Linked DNA regions of Homo sapiens: regions 1, 2 and 4 are each linked to region 3. Evidence: read pairs that join two places in POLR2A ChIA-PET (ENCODE). Cell type or tissue: GM12878. All regions are shown on one strand.

Region 1 (5,000 bases), 990 kb after region 3:
ACTGTCTCAATTAAAAAAAAAAAGTCTTTGTTAGTTTTTGGTTGGTGGGTATTATCAAAATATCATTCTTACCAATTCTTTCTCAAGTCAACCCAAGATGTTTAACTAAAGCTACGAAGGAAGAGGAAATAATACTATGCTTCATATACCATGTACAGTTTACAAAACAAGTCAAGAACTATCTTCTCGAGGAATTTTCTTTTCCACCAACCAAACAATAACAACAAAAACCAAGCAACAACAACAAATAAACCCACTACAAAATAAGCCAGCATGGCAATACATATACCTTAGTATTCTGAGAAGTGATCCAAAGAGCACACAGCTCAGCTGCTCGGGAAGAGAAGGAGCTGTTACACTGTGAGCCGAAAAAGGTGACTGGAAACAACCACCCATCATTTTGGAAAAGAAGAAGTCAGGTCAGCCACAGGGTCAAAGCTGGAGGTGAGGTCAGAGACCCCGTTCTAGAGTGAGCACATGGCTCAAATAAGAGTCCATGCCCAAGACTATAAGTCAACCCCTTGCAAACTGCAACTCAAAGCTCAAAACACAGTGCTCTAAGCTAGAGATATAATGGAACGGCTATAAAAAGCAACAGGTGTAAGAACTGACTGAAATTATTTGACAAACATTTGTCAAAAGCCTACTCTACTATCCTGGGATATAAACTGTGTATTTAAAAACTAGTACAACGCACACTGTAAGTAGCATATACTTCTCTACACATCTTTCCCCATTTATTTTAAGAGAAATAATGGATATATTAAATATTAATTATCTTGCCATACCATTACATCTTTTTTCTATAAACGCAATTTGCCCCACCCCAACATACATAGACATTAAAACAAACCTGAATTCTTCTGTCTTTCCCAAATATTTTTGAGGAGTACAAGTCAGATTAACTTTTATTACACATACCACAGACCCACAGCATTTATAGCTGTAATTCTTTTCTAAATTAAGGCCAAGCATGGTGGCTCACACCTGTAATCCCAATGCTTTGGGACGCCGAGGTGGGAGGATTGATTGAGCCCAGGAGTTCAAGACTAGCTGGGCAACATAGCAAGACCCTGTCTCTACACAAAATAAAAAATTAGCTAGGTATAGTTGCACATGCCTATAGTCCTAGCTATTTGGGAGGCTGAGGTGGGAGAATCCCTTGAACCGAGGAAGTCAAGGATGTAGTGAGCTGTGATGACACCACTGCACTCCAGCTTGGGCGACAGAGTAAGACCATGTCTCAAAAAAATAAAAATTAAATAAATTAAGCATTTAGTTTAGGAGGAAATCAAGAGAGCACTAAAGAATTTCCTACCTTGTATTAAAATTGTTTCCCATAGGTTTATCTCAAGTATTTTGTAGATGAAAATTGGTTAGGTGCATACAGAATAATTCTTGAGGGATTTGGTTCTATAGACACACTTAATATCAACACTTTTTAAAATCCTTTACCTCAATTTCACCTATAAAAAAGTTTTGCTGGTCACAGTGGCTTGTGCCTGTAATCCTAGCACTTTGGGAGACTAAGGCAGGAAGACTGCTTGAAGCCAGGAGTTTAAGACCAGCCTGGGCAACAAAGTGAGACCCCCATCTCTATAAAAATAATAAAAATAAATAATAATAATTAGCCGGGTGTGGTGGCATGCACCACCTGTGGTCTCAGCTACTTGGGAGGCTGAGGCAGGAGGACTGCTTGAGCCCAGGAGTTTGAGACTACAGTGAGCTATGATTGCTCTATTGCACTTCAGCCTGTGTGACAGAGACAGACCCCATCTTTAATTAAAAAAAAAAAAATTAAAAACTGCAAAAAGAGTGAAGGGCACATATTTCTTAAAGAATGCTTCAGAAGAACAAAATGTGCCCCAAAACATGAAATAGCTCCTGATAATATCAGTTTTTAGTTGACCACTATGAAGGACATCTTCTAAACAATAACAAAACAAACCTGGCAGTCCAATAACTACAGGAAAGATCAAGACTTCCCCATTTTGGAACATCTTTGCTTCAGGTTTTTACTTTTTGTAGTAATACAGGAACAATATGCCATAGGGACAAGAGTTGAACAGGTGTCATCCCTTACCCTATTTTACCTATTGGTAATTAAGCCTAACAGTTTATTGTCTGTACATCTTTTCTTTTGTATGTTCCCATACAAAACAATCTTTGGAATTTAGCTTCACTTTATGACACTATGGTGATTATTGTTCCTAACAGAGAGTCTAACCTAAGAATATAGCCCAATACGTGAAAAAGCTAACTGAACAGTAAACAATGACATTAATCTCATTGTAAAAAAACATGAGATTCTTAGCAAATGGCAGCAAAAGAACTGTGGATACATTAACAAGGCATTAAAAAAAAAATTTAAAGTTTCTGGCCGGGTGTGGTGGCTCACACCTGTAATCCCAGCACTTTGGGAGGCCAAGGCGGGTGGAACACGAGGTCAGGAGATCGAGACCATCCTGGCCAACGTGGTGAAACCCCGTCTCTACTAAAATACAAAAAAAAATTAGCTGGGTGCGGTGGCACACGCCTGTAGTCCCAGCTACTCGGGAGGCTGAGGAAGGGGAATCGCTTGAACCCGGGAGGCGGAGGCTGCAGAAAGCCGAGATGGCGCCACTGCACTCCAGCCTGGCGACAGAGCAAGACTCCGTCTCAAAAAAAAAAAAAAAAAAATCTAAGTTTCCATGCTTTGACCTAAAAAAAAGTCACATAGGTTTCTTTTTCTTTAATTCCCATTTCTTTTTTTAAAAACTGGTTAATGTGTAGATTTTTATTCAAATTCATTTGGACTGCACATGAATATTAAAAAGTTATAACATGAAGACTGTTCATTAGACTATCATAGGCAAAGCAAGTGATTCACAGAATAAGTGCAATTTATCGACCCTGATCATTACCTTTACTACCGACCACTATTTAACATCACTTTTTTAATGTACTGTTTACTTGTTTACTGTCTTTGTTTATTGTCCTGTCTTCTCCCACTAGAATATAAGTTACGTAAGGGCAAAAACTTTCTCTTATTTTCCACTGTATGGCCAGGGTCTAGCACTTGGTAGAGGATCAGCATAAATTTGCTGAATGAGATGGGTGAATACCTTCCGCCTTTCGCCTCCCCCACTTCCCTCTCTCCATACACATGTTAACCAATCTTTAAGGCCAGGGTCAAATTCTATTATCTCTATGAAGATTACCTCCCTGAGCCCTCTTTCTCTTTTGTACCTGAATTTGGCACTTGCCAGCTGTCTGGTAATTATCTTTGCATATGTATGTATCTCCCTTAAAATTCTTATAATCCTGTTCTCCATAACATGGGCCAGTGTCCCCAACTTTTGGAATCCATCTCAGCACATGTAAACAGCATACTGCTAACAAATGTTTTGCTTGATTCCTATCAGTAGTTAATCCAGAAATTCAGTTAATAATTTCAGTTTATAATGTATCCCTCCCTTTCAAATAACTCAAAATAGGCCATGATATTACAGCGAATCCCTCTTTTTATTTCTGACAATTTTAAATTTTACATTCTCATATAAGTAATGCTCATAATTTACCCTATCAATCACTATCCCTCAAGATTATATGTTTTTTTTTTTTTGATACACTGTCTTGCTCTGTTGCCCAAGCTGGAGCGCAGCAGTGCCATCATAGCTCACTGCAGCCTTGACCTCCCAGGCTCAAGAGATCCTCCCACTTCAGCCTCCAAAGTAGCCGGCACCACAGCTGCGTACTACTACCATACCTAGCTAATTTTTTGATTTTCTGTGGAAACAAGGTCTTTGTTGCCAGGGCTGTTCTCAACACCTGAGCTCAAGTGATCCTCCTGCCTTAGCCTCTTAAAGTGCTGGGATTATAGGAATGAGCCACCACGCCTGGCCTACATTTTTTAATGTAATAAAAAAATCTTGTGACTTTGTGGCAATACCTATAATGATGTTTCTAACCCCAGTCAAGAAGGGCGTGAAGTTTCATTCCTCTCTCTTGTTGCTGAGGTATCAGAGGGCATTTTTCCACTTATTCCTCTTTCCTTTCATGGCAAGATGTATTCTGTTCCCTTCCTTACTGATCATACTCCTGGCAAGCTTTTATTATTTCTTTGTACCTGTCCAAGGTAATCTGTCTTACATCCTTCTTTTGAGCCACTGTTTCCTCCAGTTATTTATTTGATTAAAATTCTAACTCCCTGTCTCAATCCATTTGTGTAGAAGAACCAGCTCTTCTTAAAGCCTGAGCCTGCTTCTTTAAATTCGGCCAACCTTTATGAACCTCTCTTCACACAGCCAACCCTTGATCATCAAGGATAATGAAATGCATACAAATAACAGATTGTCTACAACACAAGAAAATCAGAAAAAAAAAATTGACATCTGGCTTTGGAATTTATCATATGTAGCTTTGGGCAAGACTTATTTTCCTAATTATGTTTTTGTTTAAGCCAACATTCGGATTTTCTTTTATGATGGTGAATATCTCCGTTTTAAATGATCAGTAAATTTCTTTTAAAGCCAATCAAGCACCAACTATGGTTTTTCCTGTGAAATCTTTTTAACTAGTTTCTTTCATCTGTTGAAATCTGTCATAAAATCTGTTTTATTTCCTCTAAGTTATCTCCTTATTTTCTTGGGATTCTGATCCAAATCAGTTCACCCTATATTAATTTACTTCTTCAAATTAAAGTACCTTTTGCTTGAGAACTTAATGCATTTTAAAAACACTGAATGTCCAGTGAAATTTTTAGTTCAGGTAACACGAAGTAGAAAATTATTTTTGTCTAGGAAAACTTGGGAGTTCTAGGATAAATTATTACACTGGTAATTCTAGCAAATTATATTTAGTAGGATTTTTAGGATTAGCTGAAAATTGAAAAAATTTAATACTGGACAGCTATATAAGTCTGCTTCATCAATATATTAATCCCATATGCTAAACACTGTATGAAATTAAATTCCCAGTCCAGGGATTTACAGAAAATAGCATCAAAACACACTAACACA
Region 2 (5,000 bases), 210 kb after region 3:
TTAGATTGCTCATACCATAAAGCTGTTTCTAAGATTGGTCTCGGGAAGGTCCAAGATCAGGATTGAAGTATGAAAAATCTTGGCCAGGTGCAGTGGCTCATGCCTGTAATCCCAGCACTTTGGGAGGCCGAGGCAGGTGGGTCACAAGGTCAGGAGATCCAGACCATCCTGGCTAACATGGTGAAAGCCCGTCTCTACTAAAAATACAAAAAATTAGCTGGGTGTGGTGGCGGACACCTGTAGTCCCAGCTACTCGGGAGGCTGAGGCAGGAGAATGGCGTGAACCCGGGAGGCAGAGCTTGCCGTGAGCCGAGATTGCACCACTACATTCCAGCTTAGTGACAGAGTGAGACTCCATCTCAAAAAAAAAAAAAAAAAAAATGAAATCTTGATCTTATTGCCTTGTCACCTTTTTGTCTTAAGTTTACTTTGTTGGTATAAAGAATTTTTTTTAATTCAGCAAGAGCTCAAAGAGCCATATATATATATATAAATTTTTTTTTAATTAAAAATCTTTCTGCTCAAGTCTCAACTACAGTGAGACTGAATGGAAAATGCAAAAGCTCTTGACATGATGTCGGAATGAACAAGATGGAGAGGTTGAATTTGAGAACATGGTTTCCTTATTGTGAAATTCCAGTTTCAGAACATTGGCACTGTCTGGTTCAAATATAAATACACATTATTTTATTGTAATCCGCTAGTTTAAATTGTTTATTCTGCTTATAAGGAAGAGATCCATGATAGCTGTGAACCCCTTTGAAGGAGACTTTATCCATGGCTCAGTCCAAGGTGTTTGAAGCACTTTTCTCATGGCCTGGCTGGAAAGACTTTCAGAAATAAGCAGGGTTCTGGTAGGAAAATGAAGGCAGTTGAGGAAAACAGTGCACATATTTGTAAGAGGACTATACTTGGTATCTTGGAAAACATAAACAGACCCTAGACTGTCTACCCCAAGTCTGGGAAGGCGGTCCTCTGAAGCTGAGGTTCTCCTGGAACTCCCTTCCACAGGGCTGCGTTGCAAATGCCATTGTGGAGGCATCACCCGATGTGGTGGACCTGAACATTGGGGAAATGCAGTGCTGCCTGCTGCTGCGCTGGCTGGCATCTGCCCTCCTCCGTCTCCTGGGTGCTGCCACAGAGAAGAGAGAGAGAGTGAAGCGGGCAGAGACTGGCTGTTGCCATCACACAACTGAGGGCGGACCTGGAGCTCAGCCGGCTGAGGGTTTGAGAGACCGTTGGGAGCAAGACCCAACCACAAGGCCCATGGAAGAGGAAGTTGGCAGATCTCAGAAAGGGGAGGAAAAGGAGAGGTGCTTATTTGTTCATCTTGTTTTTGCTTTTAAGGAAAGGAGGAGAGTTAAATGAGAAAGGAGGGCGAGTTGAGAAGGTTCTGAGCAGTTTCAGGTCCACGGTTGAGCAATGTTCTTCCTGGTCAACAAACTGCCTGGATTTCATTTTGGCCTGACAACAGCCCCACCACCTAGGGAACTGCACAGAGATCCTGTGTGTTAACCACGCAAGAGAGTCTGCAGTTAGAATACTGGGGCTTGTGCAGAGAGAAGAATTCAGAAAGTCAAAGGCTGGATGTAGGTGAAGAGACTATGGACTCTGCCTTCATGTCATCAGTTAAAGTGCCCTGCACACCTGCCTGTCCTAGGTCCTGTAGGGATGTGATATAACAAGCATGAGCTATACCTTAGTGTCTGTGTTCCAGAACTTTGTTGGCTCCCGAAGCACCTTTCCCTCCTCCCAAGAGGAATAAACAAATGTAAATAAATGGTGCCCAGGTTTTCATTTGGCTCACAAAAGATTATATAAAACTCATAGTCTGTCTGAAGTATGTTACCTGTAAACCTGTTTCAGCTAACCACCTTTTCTAGCACAATCAAGCTGGTAAAATACATGCCTGCACGCCAGCCACGGTACTGAGGACCACATCAAAACTGCTCCTTGAAGGAACTTGGAGAAAATGAACAACCAGCAACTTGTTAGCTGGTCTCTGAATGACAGAGGGTACTGCTTTAGATGTCCCCCAGGAATTCTGAGTTTATGCAGCAGAGGGACCGTAGCCCCGGGGTCAGGCAGGACAAGGGGATCAGACCTTCCTCTTGCTATGTGTGGATCATTATTCAGCTGAATGTCTCTAATCAGGAACTCTGGGCATAAAAACACGATCTCTGCAGACTTGTGTGTGGCTAGACGCCCTCTGTGTGCTGTATTTGTAATTCTCTGTCTCTGTATGGTTTCAGCCTTGGAAGAAGCTTTGAACCAGTGATGAGTTTGCTTTCCGCAGTCAAAACTGTGGTTTGAGAATTTCACTGTTAATAATTGGGAGTAAAGGAAAAAGCTGGGCTATTGAAGGGTAAAGCCGATGTCCCTAGGACTGTGGCCTCAGGAAGATGACTGGATGGCGGCAGCAGAACTGATGGCAGAAACCAGGGAAGCTGATGTTGTATTGCAGCCTCCCTCACACAGATTCTAATCCTAGAAAGTGGACTGTGGAAAAAAACTTAACTATTCACAACAAACGTTTACCAGTCTTATTTAGTGGCAGGCCTTGTGATGAGTGCTGGGGTTAAACCATAAGTCAAATACAGACACTGCTGTCTTTATTATTCATTAAAATGTCTTTAGGGTAATTTTGTATTTACATCTTCAGCAAATATTAACTGAGCACCTGTGATCAACCACATAGCTGCTAGGCACTGTGAATACCGTGGTAGACAAGAACAGACGCTTTTCTTGTTAATCCGTGGAATTTACAATCTAGAGGGGAGACTCCACCTACCCCACCAGATGTGTGCAGAAGGCGCCATCACTGCTTTAGTTTCAGGTCTTTGCTCAGGTCATTGCTCACACTGAGTCCACATTTATAAGTTTTCCTGTCGGGTGAGCTGCCGAAGGGCCAGGGAACGTGATAAACCATACAAGCAGCGCATCCAAGAAGTGGTTTCTGAGCAGTCACTGAGACAGCGAGGGTTCCCTGCACTGAGCACCAAGTTATTACTATTTTCCATACACGTCAATATGTTATTGATTGCTTCACTGTGCTGATCTGTTTTTGTTTCATGTGGCTCTTTGGGTCTGTCTAACCTGGTATTTTCAGTCTCACCAGCATTTCTAAAGTTCTAGAGACCCATTTCATCCACCTTACACCATGTCTACCACAGTGCCAGGCATCAAGCCTGCTAATTGTGCTTGATGGTGATTATTACCAGCCCCGGATTTGTAAGAGTCACCAGCAGTGGCATTTCAAGATTTAGCCTGGGAGCTCACGGTTATGTGGAAAGAGGGGCTCAAGACTAAGCCCAGGGAGGTTTTGGGGTGATAGAATTGATTCTTTACACTGAACGTGAATCCTCAGTGATGTTTTGATGAGGATGCGGGACATTGTGCTATGCTAAAGCCCGTCACAGCAGCATTAAAAATGTCCCAGTATGGAGACCTGACTTACACCTTGGCTCAATCATTAAATTAAATAACTCACCAAAGAATAAATACCAACAAATACTAGAAATGTTGATTTTTAGAATAATAAAATATCAGTTTTTGTTTTTTGAACTGGCAGGGAATTTTTTTTTTTTTCTTTTTGTAGAGACAGTATCATGCTATGTTTCCCAGGCTGGTCTCCAAGTCCTGGCCTCAAGCTATCCTCCTGCTGTGGCCGCCCAAAGTGCTGGGATAAAAGGCATGAGCCACCACACCCAGCCAGAATTTTTTAAATGTTAATTTTCAATACACATGTAGCTATGAGGAGATGGACACATTCTTTCTATCTGACACACCTGGTCACTCCAAACGTTCAGCACTTCACATGGGAGGCTACATATGGAAGTGAAATGAAAAATCACCAGCAGCCGCAGAACAAAAATATAATCCAGTGAGCATAACTTTTATGGAAGCACTTCAGCAATATGGGTAAAGGACCTGAAAACACTTTTGCTCTTTGGCTCACTAATTCCTTTTCTAATAACCCATCCCTAGGGAACACTCTCCGATGCTGACAAACCTTCTTACACATGGTTCTGCAGAGCAGCAGAGGCCACCACCAGCAAGGTTCAATAAATTAAGGCAGGTCATTATGTGGGACTATTATGCACTAATTAAAAATCACATTTTTTAGGCCGGGCGCAGTGGCTCACGCCTGTAATCCCAGCACTTTGGGAGGCCAAGGCGGGTGGATCACAAGGTCAGGAGACTGCGACCATCCTGGCTAACACAGTGAAACCCCGTCTCTGCTAAAAATATTTAAAAAATTAGCCAGGCGTGGTGGCAGGTGCCTGTAGTCCCAGCTACTCGGGAGGCTGAGGCAGGAGAATGGCGTGAACCTGGGAGGCGGAGCTTGCAGTGAGCCGAGATAGCGCCACTGCACTCCAGCCTGGGTGACAGAGTGAGACTCCGTGTCAAAAAAAAAAAAAAAAAAAAAAATCACGTTTTTTAAATGCTCATATAATATAATTGAAAAGGCAGGGTACAAATCTCTCTCTTCAGAGTCATCTCAATTGTTTTTAATCCATAAAAATAAACCAAAAGGCTATGGAGGAAAATAGTTATTGTGGTTATCTCTAGGTAGAAGGATTGTGGGTAGAATTTCTTTCTCTTTACTGTGGAGTTTTTTTGTTTTTTTTTTCTTCTGGCATTGCCCAGGATTATTTCTGTCCATCAGGGCGTAGTGGGTCACTTCTGTACCCAGCAGCTTGCACCTAGATTTATTGTGTCAAAATGCAAATCTGGGCGTGCATTTTCCATTGTCCCCTCCCCACCTGCGCTTAAAACCCCTCCTTGTCTTCCTGCTGTAAGTAGGATAAATGCACCAGCTGTACTGGGCCTTTCCCATTTCCCATGCTGATCACATTCTCTCGCCTCTTTCTTCTGGCTACAACACACTTCTTCATTCCAAACCCTTCCCCCTGACCCACCTCCACCCCCCACCCTAGCAAGATTAATTCCCTGTAATTCTAGTTCATCCTTTTGGCCCCAGTTTAAGCCATTTATTC
Region 3 (5,000 bases):
ATGGTGAAGCATGTCTCAGAATGTAAACCTATTTTCTTCACTTTTCATTGCTCTGTGGGATGACAAACTTTAATGAACAGATGAGACTCATTGGAAACTAGTTATTGTCTATGGCCATACCACTCTGAATGTGCTGGATCTTGTCTGAAAACTAATAATTAATGAGTAGAGAAACAGGGGTGCTGTTAAGGTGTTTAAAAATCCTTAAAAGCCCTCACATAAGTCAAACATGCCCCTAGTCATTTTGTTTATGCTATGAATTCACCTGGCAAATTGTTTCATACGTAATTCAGAGGTAAGTTTCAGATCAGCTTATGTAGAAACAATTGCAAATGAATGGAACTGAATTTCTGAGGTTTTATTTTGTTTTACTTTTTGAGACAGACTCTCGCTCTGTTGCCCAGGCTCGGCTTACTGCAAGCTCTGCCTCCTGGGTTCAAGCGATTCTCCTGCCTCAACCTCCCGAGTAGCTGGGATTACAGGTGCGTGCCACCACACCCGGCTAATTTTTGTGCTTTTAGTAGAGACGGAGTTTCACCACGTTGGCCAGGCTGGTCTCAAACTCCTGACCTCAAGTGATCCGCCTGCCTCGGCCTCTCAAAGTTATGGGATTACATAGTTACAGGCATGACCCACTGCACCTGGCCTGAAATTTTATTTTAAATAGAAAGATATTAATAGCATTTGGTATCCCATCTTTGTTCATATTCGGTCTCGCATGCTGTACATCAACCAAAATGTGTTGTGTAATTTGTTCATTTTTATTTCTGGTCATATATACTCACTCTAACTTTTGATGATACAAATAACAAAGCTTTTTCTTCTTCAAATTAGAGAGAAAAAGGAAAAAATTATCAAAGATAAAAGGGCCCCAGGAAAAACACCAAAATATTAATAATGGTTACCTCGAACTGTGAGACTATGGGCGATTTTACTGTTTTGTATAATTTTTGTATTTCCCAAGTGCTCTATAGTTAGCACACCTTGCTTCTTTAAGAAAACTTGAAATAAAATTATAAAATACTTGAATGCATCATTCTAGTAGATTTAGCCTAAAATGTTAATTTTAAGAGCATAGTACTTAAGGAGTAGCGAGGGCATGGTGGCTCATGCCTGTAATCCCAGCCAGCACTTTGGGAGGATGAGGTGGGAGGATTGCTTGAGGCCAGGAGCTTGAGACCAGCCTGGGCAACATAGCAAAACCCCATCTCTACAAAATTGTACAAAATTAGCCAGGCATAGTGTTGTACACTTGTACTCCCAACTACTTGGGAGACTGAGGTGAGAGTATCCTCCAGTGCAGTTGGAGCCCAGGAGTTTGAGGCTGCAGTGAGCTATGATCATGCCACTGAACTCTTGCCTGGGTGACAAAATGAGACCCTGTCAAAAAGAAAAAAAAAAAAAGAGAGAAGCTGAGTCATAATGGCAGAGCACTGTGTCGAGAGCCACAAATGTCCACTCTTAAAGAGCAAGATAATGGACTGATAGAGCTGCTTCTTATCAGAATAGCTGGGCTCAGGGAGACCTGTGTGTCCCGTTCCTCAGCTTGTGGCTGATGACATTATTTTATTCTGTTCCTGCTTTCATATGTTCTTACAACATTAACCATAAACTGAGGCAACTTCAAGATGTATCTGTTCCTTGCAACCTAAAAGAAGCTGCCTGGCATAAACAAATGTATAGGTTATATAATAAAATCAAAACTAACAACAACAAAACACTGATAAATAGTCTAGAAGGTACATTTTGTCTGTGTTTTAAATTATTTTCTAAGGATTGGGTACTGGACTTAAAATGGACAGACCAAAGAGATAAGAACTTTTCTAATCCTGCCAAAGAGTTTTTCATAAATTGCTTTGATTACTATTTAGTGGATTGTTATTTTGGTATGATTTTTTATTTTTTAATTTCTTATTTTGTGAATTTTCTATTTCAGTTCTCTATGTAGCAGGCGCTGTACTTTGGCCAAGCCAATCTCCATTTGCAACATGTTTCTCCCTTACTTGACTCCACTATAGAGAGAGTAAAAGCTAAATTTTGATGTTCCACCCCCACCCCCTTATTGATATGAGAAATAAGTCTTCTGGTGCATTCCTCTCCAATTTCTGTCTTCTTTCCACTTGAGCTGCCAGGAGATGCAACAGTCGTTTTGAAACCAAAAAGATAAAAACTGCATACTAAGAATGCATGAACCTAAAGATTTACAGAGCCTGGGACACTGGGGATACTTGGAGTCAATGTATCAGCCTTGGACTGATTCCCATGGGACTTCTTATTACCCAAGTGAAACAGTCCTTCCTTTCATCTGTTAAGCCACTATGGTATGTTTTGCTGGTTCTCGTAGCCAAATACAGTTTTGACTGCTATACCCATTTTTTTCTTATGGATGTTCATGACTTCTTTTATATTGTGGATTGTATTGTGAATATGTATCTTATTTGTTGCAAATATTTTCTCAGTCTTTTTGTCCTTTAATTTAAGATATTATTCAATGCTTGTAAGGTTTTTATGTTTATGCTGTTATATATATCCATTTTTTCTGATTTATTCAATTGAAAAATTGAGAAACGTAATTGATAATTTTGAACATTATCGAAGAAGACATCAATAAAACAAAACATAGTCTAGCAATTACAAAACAGAAAAACAGCAATGAAGTTTTGTTTGGTTTGGTTTGGTTTTTTGAGACAGGGTCTTGCTCTGTTGCCCAGGCTGGAGATCAGTGGCGTGAACACAGCTCACTGCAACCTTGACCTCCTGGGATCAAGCTATCCTCCCGCTTCGGCCTCCCGTGTAGCCAGGCCTACAGGCGTGAGCCATGACACCTGGCTAATTTTTAAACTTTTTGTAGAAATGGAGATCTCATGTTGCCAAAGCTGATCTTAAATTCCTGGGCTCAAGTAGTCCTCCCGCCTCAGCCTCCCAAACTGCTAGGGCTTCAGGTATGAGCCACCATACCCAGACACAGTGAAATATAAAAATATATATTACATATAATGTATTATAGTAAAATATGTAACAATAATAATAATGAAAATGGGTTGAACTTCTTAAACTTCGCTATTAAAAGACAGTGGTTCTCAAGCTGGTTAAATACACACCCTTGCACTTACAAGCATATACACACACAGTCTATGTAGGTTATAAAACATACTCAAACCAAAATAAGCATAAACATTGAAAGCAAAATGATAAGCAAAGATATACCAAGAAATTAAAATAAAAAGAAAGCAGGAATTAACATCTGACAAAGTATAACTTAAGGTAGAAAATGAAAAGTAGGGTAAAAATCTCCACTTTATTGATAAAGCTGTGCTGTAGTATGAGTTGTGTAATTTTATTCATAAACACTAGATAAATATATAGAGAACAAAACACAACAGAAAGACAAGAAGAAAATTACAGAAACTAATTGTATTGGGAAGTTTTAACACATTTTACTCTTTGGCAGGCAAAATAAGTAATACCTAAATGTAGAGACAGCTGAGTAATATAATTCCGGGGTCCCCAGTACCCAGGCCATGGACCAGTACCTGTTGATGGCCTGTTAGGAACTGGGCCACACAGCAGAAGGTGGCAGGGGGTGGTGAGTGAGCATTACCGCCTGATCTCTGCCTCCTGTCAGATCAGCAGCAGCATTCGATTCTCATAGGAGCAAACCATGTGAACTGTGCATGCAAGGGATCTAGGCTGTGAGCTCCTTATGAGAATCTAGTGCCTGATGATCTGAGGTGGAACAGTTTCATCCTGAAACCCTCCACCCAACCCCCATCCGTGGGAAAATTGTCTTTTACGAAACCTGTCCCTGGTGCCGAAAAGGTTGGGGATGGTTGATGTAAGTAACATATTTTATTTAATAAATACTTATAAAATTATGTATGCGTCAAAACCACATGCCATCTTTTATAATGTGCCTGAAATATTTACTATAATTTAATGGTTTGTCTAAAAGTAAGTTTAAGAAATCACAAATTCCACAGGACTTATTATTCTCTTAGCATAAAGCAAAGGAAACTAATTTTAAAATTTAAGTTTAATAATATCTTGAAATATCTTTTGAGTGAAAGGGGAAATCCACTGTATGCTTATACCACATTTTGTTTATTCATTCACTAGTGGATGGAAATTTAGGTTGTTTCCACCTTGGGGCTATTATGAATAATGCTGCAATGAACATTCGTGTACAAGTTTTTGTGTGAACACGTGTTTTCAGTTCAGTTGGATATACATCCAACATTGAAATTGCTAGGTCCTATGTAACTCTATTTGTAATATTTTGAGAAATAGTCAAAGAGTTTTCCAAAGTTGCTGCATTTTCCATTTCAACCAGCAATGTATAAGGGTTCCAATTTCTCTGCATTCTCCCCCACAATTTTTATTGGCCATCTTTTTTATTATATAGCCATCATAGTGGGTGTGAAGCAGTATCACATGTTTTTTATTTTTTATTTTAATTTCCTTAATGACTAATGATGTTGAGCTTTTTTATGTACTTATTGATCATTTAGTTATCTTCTCTGAAGAAATGTCTATTCAAATAGTTGGCCCATTTTTACTTGGGTGGTCTTATACTGTTAAGTTTTGAGGTTATTTTATATCCTGGATAAAAGTCCCTTATTGGTTATATGATTTGCAAATACTTTCTCTCTTACTGTAGGTTGTCTTTTCACTTTCTTGATAGTGTCTTCTGAAGCAGAAAAAGTTTTCTTTTTAAGGAAGTCTAATTTATTATTATTACTTTTGGGGGCCACTTTTTTCTATGGTGTTATAGCTTGGAAGGCTTTGTCTAACCGCTGTTCATGCATATTTACTACAGCACTTTCTCCTAAGAGGTTTATAGTTTTGATTTTTTTTTTTTTTTGACGGAGTCTTGCTCTGTCATCCAGGCTGCTGGAGTGCAGTGGCGCAATCTCAGCTCACTGCAACCTCCACCTCCCGGGTTCAAGCGATTTTTCTGCTCAGCCTCCCGAGTAGCTGGGACTACAGGCACGTGCCACCAT
Region 4 (5,000 bases), 610 kb after region 3:
TGTGGAGATGCACACCTGTAATCCCAGCTAGTCGGTAGGCTGAGGCAGAATTGCTTGAACCTGAGAGGCAGAGGTTGCAGTGAGCTGACACCGCACCACTGCACTTCAGTCTGGGTGAAAGAATGAGACTCATCTCAAAAACAGTATAAAACAGTAGACAGAATTTTAATAGTATACTTTATTTAATCTAACACATCCAAAATTCTTTTCTCTCAACCTGTAATCAATATTAAAATTTTATTAATGACATTTATGGTTTTTTTTTTAATACTAGGTCTCTTAGAATGTGTTTTACAATTAAAGTACATCCTAATTCAACCTAGGCACATTTTAAGTTCTGCAGAGCCACATGTAATTAGTGGCTACATATTGCACTGTGCTGGATTAGAGTCTTCAGAGTGGTGACTACATACAGCCTATAATAAAATTAATTGGTTCCTTTTTTAGTTTACATCACTGTCCCCTCTATACCTGTCACCTTCAGGCTTACCTCAGATCGATCAGGCTCACTAAAGCTTCAAACAAATGTCTTTTATTTGGTCTTTCTTTCTTCCAAGCTATATACTATTTAATTCTAATATGAAGTTAAAATTACTTCACACACACACACACACACACACACACACACACACACACACGTCTTAGATGAAAAAAACTACTTTTTTTCTTCTTGTCACATTTGCAAGTTTACATATAAAACACTAGCTAAGAGGTTAGTTAGAAGGAGCAACAAAGACCTGATTCTTTCATTTATTTTAGGCTATGTCAAAAAGGAAGTATTAAGACCATAGATATATTATTAGAAAACCCATTTCTGCCATCTCCTTAGCCCTCCTGCTTAAGACACGCTGCAGTCTAGATCAGCCATGTACTAACAATGGTTAAAACTAGGTAGTTCATGGTCGTCTCTACTCTGCTTTCTATACTCTGACATTTTCCATAATTTTTAAAAAATGAAGAGAAAAAGCTAAGAAGCAAGTCCAAGGACACACAAATAATAATGATGATGATAACTGCTGTTATTAATAAATGCTATTATTGGCCGAGCGCGGTGGCTCACGCCTGTAATCCCAGCACTTTGGGAGGCCAAGGAGGGCGGATCACCAGGTCAGGAGATCAAGACCATCCTGGCTAACATGGTGAAACTCCATCTCTACTAAAAACACACACACAAAAAACTAGCCAGGCGTGGTGGCGGGTGCCCGTAGTCCCAGCTACTCAGGAGGTTGAGGCAGGAGGATGGCGTGAACCCGGGAGGTGGAGCTTGCAGTGCACCGAGACTGTGCCACTGCACTCCAGCCTGGGCGACAGAGTGAAACTCAGTCTCAAAAAAAAATAAAATAAATAAATAAATAAATAAATAAATAAATAAATAAACGCTATTATCATTTTTGTTAGTATGGTATAGAAAGGAATTATAAGGATCCTCCGAAGAGATTAAGGGATCACCAGCTTAAACAATATCTGACTGTGAGACTTTGCATCTAAACACACAGATAATGTATTTTCCTTCACACAAAGTCCAATTTCTGAAATGTTTCCTTCCATTACTTTTGTAGAGGTGACACTATTAGAAAACTGACTTCTCCACTAAGTATTTCTCTTGTACCAGCCACACAATCTTTTTCTACCGGGCACAAGTTAACCATAGTGAAATAAGAACATGTTGCTCTGTCTTAAAGAAATCACTATTCCATTTCTCATATTCCTGTAAAAGTTTTGGACAGGTTACTAGGTCTATAAATACAGTTTAAGCTCCTTATGTTTAAAATAACACAAATCCTGGCAAAAGCTTGTTTGTATATTCTGAACCCAGAACAAATGAACCACTTTAGGCAATTCCAAAAGATTACACTTATGCTTTAAAAACTGTGCCAATGTTAATTAAATCTGACAACTCTTAAGGGTGTACTTCACTGTATTACCTCAGAGTGGTTTAATTAGTTAAACTGAAATTAGGCTTCTGTCACTTCTAAAATCTAACTCCAAATCTGAACCAGAGTCTCCAGTGGTTTCAGCTGCTTTGACCACACTGTGGCACATTGGTTTAACATTCTGAAATATTCTAAACCACACTGAGAATATAGGCTACAAGAGGAAATAGACGTGGGTTAACCATAACATTATCTGCACAAAGAAGAAGTAATGGCAAATCTTCTACAGACATCACATCCAGTTTTTGAGTCATTTCATCAGCTCATTAAATGTCAAGACAGGACTGCCCATGCAATCTTGGAATGCAGCCAGTCTACTACCAAAATTGCTGCTATGCAACTTCACTTGACAAGACAAGTTCAAGGAACAGATGCAGGAGGACAACCAAGCAACCACCATAAAATGTGCTAGAGTTGGAATGCTATAAAGTTCTAGAAGAGAAACTCAAATTATGCCCAAAATGAACCACTCCTCTTCTAATGTTCCAGACAATATCCAAAACAAGCAGTGAATTAAAAGCTTATACATAAGGAAGACAGATATGACTGAGGGTTGGGGAGCATATTTTTTCTGATACAACTTCATAGAACATAAAATATAATTTCACACAAATGGGATTTTAAAACACAGAATATTTATCCACGGAAATAACATTTCAATCATGCCAAATCTCACTGAGATGACAAGTATAAAGAAATGCTTTGGACCCAGTAGGTGAAGTAAAGGGACACCACACACCTGTTTGAGAGAGAGGTAGGGGCAATTACAGTGCTATATTCAAAGCCTTTTAACCTACTTCAAGATACATTAAGTCTGAGTACATATAAGTGATTTTAAATATGAAAAGAATTGAAGTATCATAGTTACTCTGGGTAGTTTTATAATATTTTTTGCAAGGAATCAGGCATTGAATATTAAAGATTTGCAATTACTATGCTCTTTTTCTGTTAGAGCTAAAAATTGCTACTGTGACCAAAGCTTTCTAAAACCTGAATTACTCCAGGAAACGAAAAAATTGAGAACAGAGTTCCAGATGAAGGCATCATGATGACGAATGTCAACATCCTGGTCAATTATACTCAACTGCTTCATAAGACACTTCTGAAAGCCTCACTGTCCTGAGGCCCCAAAAACCTAATAGGGAAAAGATTAACATGTCAACAAGGGAAAACTGCCCTCTCTGCTCTCATTCTTTTTAAGCACAGCTAAAATAAATTCTTTTGTTTTTGGGGGGACAGGGTCTTGCTCTGTTGCCCAAGCTAGAGTTCAGTGGCATGATCTCAGCTCGCTGCAACCTCTGCCTCCCAGACTCAGGTGATCCTCCCACCTCAGCCTCCAGGGTAGCTGGGACTACAGTTGCACACCACAATGCCTAGCTAATTTTTGCATTTTTTATAGAGATGGGGTTTTGCCATGTTGCCCAGGCTTGTCTCAAACTCCTGGGCTCAAGTGATCTTCCCACTTCAGCCTCCCAAGTAGCTGGGACTCCAGGAGTGCACTACCACGCCCAGCTAATTTTTATTTTCTGTAGAGCCGGGGATCTCACTATATTACCCAGGCTGGTTTCAAACTCCTAGCCTCAAGGGATCCAGGGATCCTCCCACCTCAACCCTTCCAAAGTGATAGGATTACAAGTGTGAGCCACTGTGCCCAATAATCAACTAGCAATTTTCAAATAGGAATTCACAAATTTCATTGTTATGCGATGTACCCCAGACACAAAATAACACAACAGGCCAGCACCAGGTTTACAACTCAATGAACATTAAGTCCAAACTCCAGGTGCTCTGCTGAGTTGAGGAATCTAATGATGGAGTTTATCAATATCATTCTTCTCTGATCATATGTTATGAAGATTTGGGGAGAAATATATATCCATACTAACATACAGTACATGTTGTGTGGTAAAGTAGCACAAATGGGCAAATATTTAGGTATTTAAATTAGTTATTTTGAATATTTCTCAAACTGAAGTATAATCAATCTTTCTTTTTTTTTTTTAAGCAGAGTCTTGCTCTGTTGTCCATGCTGGAGTGCAGTGGCCTGATCTCGGCTCACTGCAACCTCCGCCACCCGGGTTCAAGCAATTTTCCTGCCTCAGCCTCCTAAATAGCTGGGATTACAGGCGCATGCCACCACGTTTGGCTAATTTTTGTATTTTTAGTAGAGACGGGGTTTCACCATGTTGGCCAGGCTGGTCTCGAACTCCTGGCCTCCAGTGATCAGCACACCTCAGACTCTCAAAGTGCTGGATTACAGGCGTGAGCCACCGTGCCCAGCCTCAAACTGAAGGTATAATCAATTTTAAGAAACACAATGTTACAAATTGGCAAAGATTCAAAAGGAAGTACTTGTTGATACTTGTCATATTATCAGAACAGCCTTATCTCAACAATAGATTTATTATAATTTCTTAATGAGGAATTAATCTTACAAACCAACAGTAAAAAAAATTATCAACAGGTTCCTATATGTTTTTAACAGTACAAAGGCTAAGATACCAGACAAAGAAACTCCTTTAAAAAAGAAGTTTGAATACTTGGGAAACAAATTTCCTTATTAGGGTATTGATGAAATAAAGGAAGTTATCATAGGAAAATGTAGCCCTGCAATTTCAGGCTTAGAATATGAAACAGAACATTCAGCAAATGCCAAGTTTTCAGTACACATCATACAAAATAATACCTTCTTTATTCAAAAGTTCTTGGTACTAAAGGTTCTAATAAACCTTGTTTCTGTTTCCCAACAAAGGTGTGCCAGGTAAAATTAGATTTGTACAAAACTAGCTATGGACATTGTATCCTCTTAAAGTAGGGAAGCTTACTCTAAGATTTAAAGCAAATACACATGTTCTTACAGTAGACATGAAAATCTCTCTTTTTATCTATACTATCAGGTGTTGCTGCATTGTCAGTAGAAACTCAGAAATGAAAGTGGGCAGGAGAAACCAAAATAAAAAGTATATAATGAAAAAACAGGTCGGGCATGGTGGCTCAAACCTATAATCCCAACACTTTGGCAGGCCGAGGTGGGTGGATCATTTGAGGTCAGGAGTTCGAGGCCAG

What was found. ChIA-PET counts read pairs that join two places held together with the same protein. Peaks named below come from ENCODE experiments on the same cell type or tissue, not always from the same donor. Only the 100,000 strongest peaks of a DNase experiment are listed, where the experiment ranks them.
Region 1: POLR2A ChIA-PET joins it to region 3 with 5 read pairs; 2 of 35 experiments call an interaction of 5 or more read pairs at or near these places.
Region 2: POLR2A ChIA-PET joins it to region 3 with 14 read pairs; 1 of 35 experiments calls an interaction of 5 or more read pairs at or near these places.
Region 4: POLR2A ChIA-PET joins it to region 3 with 7 read pairs; 1 of 35 experiments calls an interaction of 5 or more read pairs at or near these places.

Annotation. Positions count from the first base shown.
Region 1 is chr12:12,554,796-12,559,795 of GRCh38, forward strand. All of the region lies in intron 1 of DUSP16 (dual specificity phosphatase 16), which reads right to left. Among named protein-coding and RNA genes, the nearest start is that of DUSP16, 5.6 kb to the right of the region's middle. In GM12878, no CTCF peak of the experiment used is centred here; no DNase peak of the experiment used is centred here; H3K4me3 peaks cover 1,765 bases; H3K27ac peaks cover 876 bases.
Region 2 is chr12:11,772,832-11,777,831 of GRCh38, forward strand. All of the region lies in intron 2 of ETV6 (ETS variant transcription factor 6), which reads left to right. Among named protein-coding and RNA genes, the nearest start is that of ETV6, 130 kb to the left of the region's middle. In GM12878, no CTCF peak of the experiment used is centred here; no DNase peak of the experiment used is centred here; H3K27ac peaks cover 3,180 bases.
Region 3 is chr12:11,561,765-11,566,764 of GRCh38, forward strand. It overlaps LINC01252 (long intergenic non-protein coding RNA 1252), which reads left to right. Exons shown (of 8, transcript NR_033890.1): 8 at 1,937-2,639. Among named protein-coding and RNA genes, the nearest start is that of LINC01252, 16 kb to the left of the region's middle. In GM12878, no CTCF peak of the experiment used is centred here; DNase peaks (open chromatin) are centred at 2,227, 3,717 and 4,158; H3K4me3 peaks cover 724 bases; H3K27ac peaks cover 4,394 bases.
Region 4 is chr12:12,170,195-12,175,194 of GRCh38, forward strand. All of the region lies in intron 7 of LRP6 (LDL receptor related protein 6), which reads right to left. Among named protein-coding and RNA genes, the nearest start is that of MIR1244-4, 61 kb to the left of the region's middle. RefSeq lists a silencer at 2,014-2,063. In GM12878, no CTCF peak of the experiment used is centred here; DNase peaks (open chromatin) are centred at 2,107 and 2,960.